Linked DNA regions of Homo sapiens: region 1 is linked to region 2. Evidence: read pairs that join two places in POLR2A ChIA-PET (ENCODE). Cell type or tissue: B cell. All regions are shown on one strand. Links, peaks and the distances in the headings refer to the core of each region. The heading gives the core; the rest is flanking DNA. Region 1 has its middle 2.8 kb from the start of TRA-AGC2-2. Region 2 has its middle 3.7 kb from the start of H4C9.

Evidence for each region. ChIA-PET counts read pairs that join two places held together with the same protein. Peaks named below come from ENCODE experiments on the same cell type or tissue, not always from the same donor. Only the 100,000 strongest peaks of a DNase experiment are listed, where the experiment ranks them.
Region 1: POLR2A ChIA-PET joins it to region 2 with 11 read pairs; 12 of 35 experiments call an interaction of 5 or more read pairs at or near these places.

The regions. Positions count from the first base shown.
Region 1 is chr6:28,865,114-28,868,029 of GRCh38, forward strand. No RefSeq gene overlaps it. Among named protein-coding and RNA genes, the nearest start is that of TRA-AGC2-2, 2.8 kb to the left of the region's middle. RefSeq lists an enhancer at 756-1,428. In B cell, for the core only: no CTCF peak of the experiment used is centred there; DNase peaks (open chromatin) are centred at 898 and 1,498; H3K4me3 peaks cover 1,925 bases; H3K27ac peaks cover 1,340 bases.
Region 2 is chr6:27,141,484-27,144,399 of GRCh38, forward strand. It overlaps a transcript of H2BC12 not described here. Among named protein-coding and RNA genes, the nearest start is that of H4C9, 3.7 kb to the left of the region's middle. In B cell, for the core only: no CTCF peak of the experiment used is centred there; a DNase peak (open chromatin) is centred at 1,156; H3K4me3 peaks cover 1,074 bases; H3K27ac peaks cover 845 bases.

The DNA.
Region 1 (2,916 bases), core at 240-2,739, 1.7 Mb after region 2:
TCAAACCTAAGCATAAAAATATAGGAAGTCCTCACTTATTGTCAGTTGGTTTTTGGAAACTATTACTTTAAGCAAAATAAAACTAATTCTACCATAGACTAGACTAATTGATTTAAGAGTTAATTTTCTTGGCAAATGTCTGATCACAAAAACACCAAATTTCTAAATAAGGACTCCAAACACTTCTAACACTAAATATTGAAAAAAATATGAGCTGCACCTCAAGTTAAGATCAGCAAAAACGACATGATTGATTTATTTTTGGTGAATCAGTGACTGCAATTCTAGTGGTGGCAGGTTATATCAAGGAATAAATGTTTGTGAAATAGCAGTTGTAAGGAGCAACTCCTACTAACACACAATTCGTAAAACATTGTGTCCGGAATTGGCGGGTTCTTGATCTCACTGATTTCAAGAAAGCCACAAGTCCTCCGGATGAGTGTTACAATCGTTAGATGCGGTGTAGCCAGAGTTCATTCCCTCTGACGTTCGGATGTGTTATAGAGTTTCTTCCTTCTGGTGGTTTGGTCTTCTACTGGCTCAGGAGTGAAACTGCAAACCTTGGCAGTCAGTGTTACATCTTCTAAGGCGGCGCCTCCGGAGTTGTTTGTTCTTGCCCGAGAATTCATGTTTTTCCTAACTTCAAAAGATAAGCTGCAGACCATCAACAAATTACAGCTCATAAACGTAGTGTAAACCCAAAGAACAATCAAGATCCATCGCAGAGAGCGAAAAATCACTTCCGCACCGTGGGAAAAAGCCCGAACACGTTGTCGCAGTTGGTTCCGGCAGCCTGCTTTTATTATCTTGTCTGGCCCCACCCACATCCTGCTGATTGGTCCATTTTACAGAGAACTGACTGGTCTGTTTTACAGAGAGCTGATTGGTCCATCTTCACAGAGTGCTCATTGGCGCGTTTACAATCCCTGAGCTAGACACAAAAGTTCTCCAAGTCCCCACCAGAGTAGCTAGATACAGAGTGTCCATTAGTGAATTCACAAACCCTGAGCTAGACACAGGGTGCTGATTGGTGTGTTTACAAACCTTGAGCTAGATACAGAGTGCCGATTGGTGTATTTACAATCCCTTCGCTAGACATAAAGGTTCTCCAAGTCCCCACCAGAGTAGCTAAATACAGAGTGTCCATTGGTGCATTCACAAACCCTGAGCTAGACACAGGGTGCCGATTGGTGTGTTTACAAACCTTGAGCTAGATACAGAGTGCCGATTGGTGTATTTATAATCCCTTAGGTAGACGTAAACGTTCTCCAAGTCCCTACCAGACTCAGGAGCCCAGCTGGCTTCACCCAGTGGATTTTCCACCGGTGCCGCAGGTGGAGCTGCCTGCCAGTCCCGTGCTTTGCGCCCGCACTTCTCAGCCGTTGGGTGGCCGATGGGATTGGGCGCCGTGGAGCAGGGGGCGGCGCTCGTCGGGGAGGCTCGGGCCGCGCAGGAGCCCATGGCGGGGAGGGGCGTCTCAGGCATGGCGGGCTGTAGGTCCCGAGCCTTACCCCGCGGGGAGACAGCTAAGGCCCGGCGAGAAGTCGAGAACAGCAGCTGCTGGCACAGGTGCTAAGCCTCTTACTGCTCGGGGCTTGCGGATTAGGGGGCCGCTCCGAGTGCGGAGCCCGCCGAGCCCACGCCCACCCGGAACTCGCGCTGGGCCCGCAAGCGCCGCGCGCAGCCTCGGTTCCCGCCTGCGCTTCTCCCTCCACACATCCCTGCAAGCTGAGGGAGCCGGCTCCGGCCTTGGCCAGCCCAGCAAGGGGCTCCCACAGTGCAGCGGCGGGCTGAAGTTCTCCTCAAGCGCGGCCAGAGTGGGCGCCAAGGCCGAGGAGGCGCCTAGAGCAAGCGAAGGCTGTGAGGGCTGCCAGCAAGCTGTCACCTCTCAGTATGGCGGCTGGCTGTTTTAGCACCATGTCGTTTATTGTCATGCATTTGTAGGATTATGAAATGCTTCCTGAATTTTGCTTTTACAGTAACTTGTATTCATTCATGCATTTTTCAACCTGCTCACTCCAGTTCAAGGTCTTTGGTGGCTGAAGCCTAATTCAACTCCTCATAGTGTCAGGAGGGAACCCACCGTGGACAGGTGGCCATTCCATCACAGGGCGGGCTCATACACACACACACACACTCACACATATGCTCGCGTGCTCTTTCACTCAGACTGATGACGCTAGACTCAGACTAGATATGCTAATGAACCTAATGTGCACATTTTTGGGATGTGGGAGGAAACTCAGACAGTGGCTTCCAGGAGAAATAGACTTTTTTCTCATCAACATTATAACAAAATGATGTTGAATGAAACAACGTTATTCAAGGGTCTGCTGTACGCAGATTTTCCTATTTCTTTAGGTCTTCATTTTTGAAGGCTCTTGTGTCAATAAAATTTGTTTGATTTGTATGCTTTTCCTTTTTTTTTTTTTTTTTTTTTGTTGTTGAGACAGAATTTCACTTTTGTTGCCCAGGCTAGAGTGTAATGGCGCGATCTTGGCTCACCACAACCTCCGCCTCCCGGGTTCAAGCGATTCTTCTGCTTCAGCCTCCCGAGTAGCTGGGATTACAGGCGTGTGCCACTATGCCCAGCTAATTTCGTATTTTTAGTGGAAATGGGGGTTTCTCCATGTTGGCCAGGCTGGTCTCAAACTCCTGACCTCAGGTGATCCACCAGCTTCAGCCCCCCAAAGTGCTGGGATTACAGGCATGAGCCACCCCACCCGGCCTGCTTTTCCCTTGTTAATCTATCTTTTATTATGAAGTGTCAGCCATGAACCTGGCACTGGGTGGGAAAAGATGTTTTTCTGCCCTAGACCTTCCTATAAGTGCTTTTGGGACAACACTGCAGGAGTCCCCAAAGGTGAAAATTTACCTGCGGGAGTTAATAAAAACAGGAATCCCCAGGCCTTACCC
Region 2 (2,916 bases), core at 100-2,599:
TGCCCCGAACATACACTCACTCAAACCTGTAATATTCTTAATCACACTCTCTTAGTAGATAGATAAGCCATCACAGAGAGTAGTAGTGGTGCTAGTCCTATAATGAAGAATTTGGGGAAATGTGTCAGGACAGATGCAAAACCTGCTTGTCACTTAATCCCAATTGGAATGAATTATTTTCATGTGTCAGTTTGTGGGCCTGAGAAAGTCGTTTTTATTTTGTGTCTATATAGTTATGTTATTGTTAAATCTGCAGCAATGTAACACGTCCTTCCCTGTCATTTTTCATGTTCCAAGCCCAATGGATTAAACACTCCCTTAGGAAAAACCGTAGTAGGTGGTGATGCCAGAAGGAATTGTAATCCTTTGCATAGTGCCCTAGTGGGTTTTAGGTCAAGTTCTGCTCATTGAGTGTCTTATGGTATAGCACTAGCCATGCATGGAGTTTGAGCACTTACAATGTGGCATGTGACTGAGGGAGTAAGTGTTTAATTATATCTTAATTAGTTTACTTTTAAAAACTGGTGCTGGATTCAATTAGATAGCATTCAAGTATACTTGGAACACCTTAGGGACATGAATCAGAATCATCTTATTCTAATTACAGATCAAGAATTCCCCACGAAAATTTATTTTGATATACCATAAAAGTGTAAAATACACACCAGATTTTGAAGATTTGAAATGAAAAAAGAATACAAGATATTTAATACATTCTGTATTGACTATATGCTGAAACTATATTTTTGATATATTCTGTCAAATAGGATACACTATTAAAATTAACTTTTTTAACTTTTTTTTTGGAGACGAACTCTCGCTTTCGTCCCCCAGGCTGGAGTACAATGGTGTGATCTCGGCTCACTGCAACCTCCGCCTCCCGGGTTCAAGCAATTCTCCTGCCTCCGCCTCCCAAGTAGCTGGGATTACAGGTGCGTACTACCACGCCAGGCTAATTTTTTTGTATTTTAAGTAGAGACATGTTGGCCAGGCTGGTCTTGAACTCCTGACCTCAGGTCATCCGCCTGCCTCGGCCTCCCAAAGTGCCGGGATTACAGGCTTGAGCCACTGTGCCCAGACAATTTTTTTTAACTTTTAAAAATGGTTACTGGAAAGATAAGTACATGTATGACGTATTACATTCCCCCCCTCCTTTTTTTTTTTTTTTTTTTTGAGACAGTCTCGCTCTGTCGCCCAGGTTCGAGTGCAGTGGCACAATTTTGGCTCACTGCAACCTCAGCCTCCCGGGTTCAAGCCATTCTCCTGCCTCAGCCTCCCAAGCAGCTGGGACTACACTCATGTGAAACCATGCCCAACTAATTTTTGTATTTTTAGCAGAGACGGGGTTTCACCATACTGGCCAGGCAGGTCTCAAACTCCTGATCTTGTGATCCACCCACCTCGGCCTCCCAAAGTGCTGGGATTACAGGCATGAGCCATCGCACGTGGCCACATTATATTTCTATTTGAGTAGTGTCTTAAGAGTAACAAACTGGCTTTCAGACACATACAATAAAGACAAAAAAATCCTAGTTCAATAAAGAATGAGAAAGTAGGATAAAGCAAATGAACAAATTTCCCAGGCCCAGTGCGGTGGCTCACTGGCCCGGTTCACGCCAGCACTTTGGGAGGCCAAGGCAGGTGGATCACCTTAAGTCAGGAGTTCAGGACCAGCCTGGCCAACATGGTGAAATCCCATCTCTACTAAAAATATAAAAACTAGCCAGGCATGGTGGTGGGCACCTGTAATCCCAGCTACTCAGGAGGCTGAGGCAGGATAATTGCTTGAACAAAGGAGACAGAGGTTGCAGTGAGCTGACACAGTGCCACTGCACTCCAGCCTTGGCGACAGAGTAAGACTGTCTCAAAAAAAAGAAAAAAATTTCCTTTCCTTCACTTATATTCCTGAAGATAGAGATAAGGTCTTCTCCCAACTGTACTTATACCTCAGGTAATATCAAGAAAGTAGTGACATGATATATTACAATTCATAGGCATTGAGTTGTGAGATTTGCTCCTTTGTATTAAGCACTTGAAGAATTACTAAGTTTTTCCAGCTCATCTAGGGTAGAAAGCCATGCCATTTTCTTAGGTCCACTGACCTCTTTACTTCCAACTTCTAGACTTAAAGATACTAGATAACAGCAGAGACCAAACATATGATTGCCAAGTCCCTAACCACAGTTAAATAAACCTCCACTTTTCAATCCCAGAGCTACTCTCAGTTTCCCAAAGGATGGGAGAATCTGAAGCAGGCAATTATTCTGTGCAAGCGTTCTTCAGCAGGCTGTAACAATTGCTAGATTGAATTGCTGTGGTCCAGAATCACACAGCAATTATTGCAAAGCACTGAACTACTCTTTAAAAAAAAAAAAAAAAAAAAAAATTTATGAGACAGGAGACAATTTAGCACATTCAACTTTTTAACAATTTAAAAGAGATTATGAAATATACAAATAAATAAGTTAAAAGAGCCCTATTTTTGCTCCAAATTAAGTCAAATTAATACACGTGGCTAATGAGAAAATAGATGACAAAGAGATATATGGTATAATGGAAACAAACAAGAGCATAATGGAATCTTGTTCTGAGTCTAATGATTTGAGCAAAGTAAGCTTTGCATCCATTTAGCTATTTGTAAAATAACAGTGATCTGAACTTTTTGATTCCTTCAAGCTGTTAAATTCTGTGCTATCAGCCGGGCGTGGTGGCTCACACCTGTAATCCTAGCACTTTAGGAGGCCGAGGCAGGTGGATCGCCCAAGGTCGGGAGTTCCAGACCAGCCTGGCCAACATGTTGAAACCCCATCTCTACTAAAAATACAAAAATTAGCTGGGCATGGTGGCAGGCACTTGTAATACCAGTCATTCGGGAAACTGAGGCAAGATAATCGCTTGAACCTGGGAGGCGGAGGT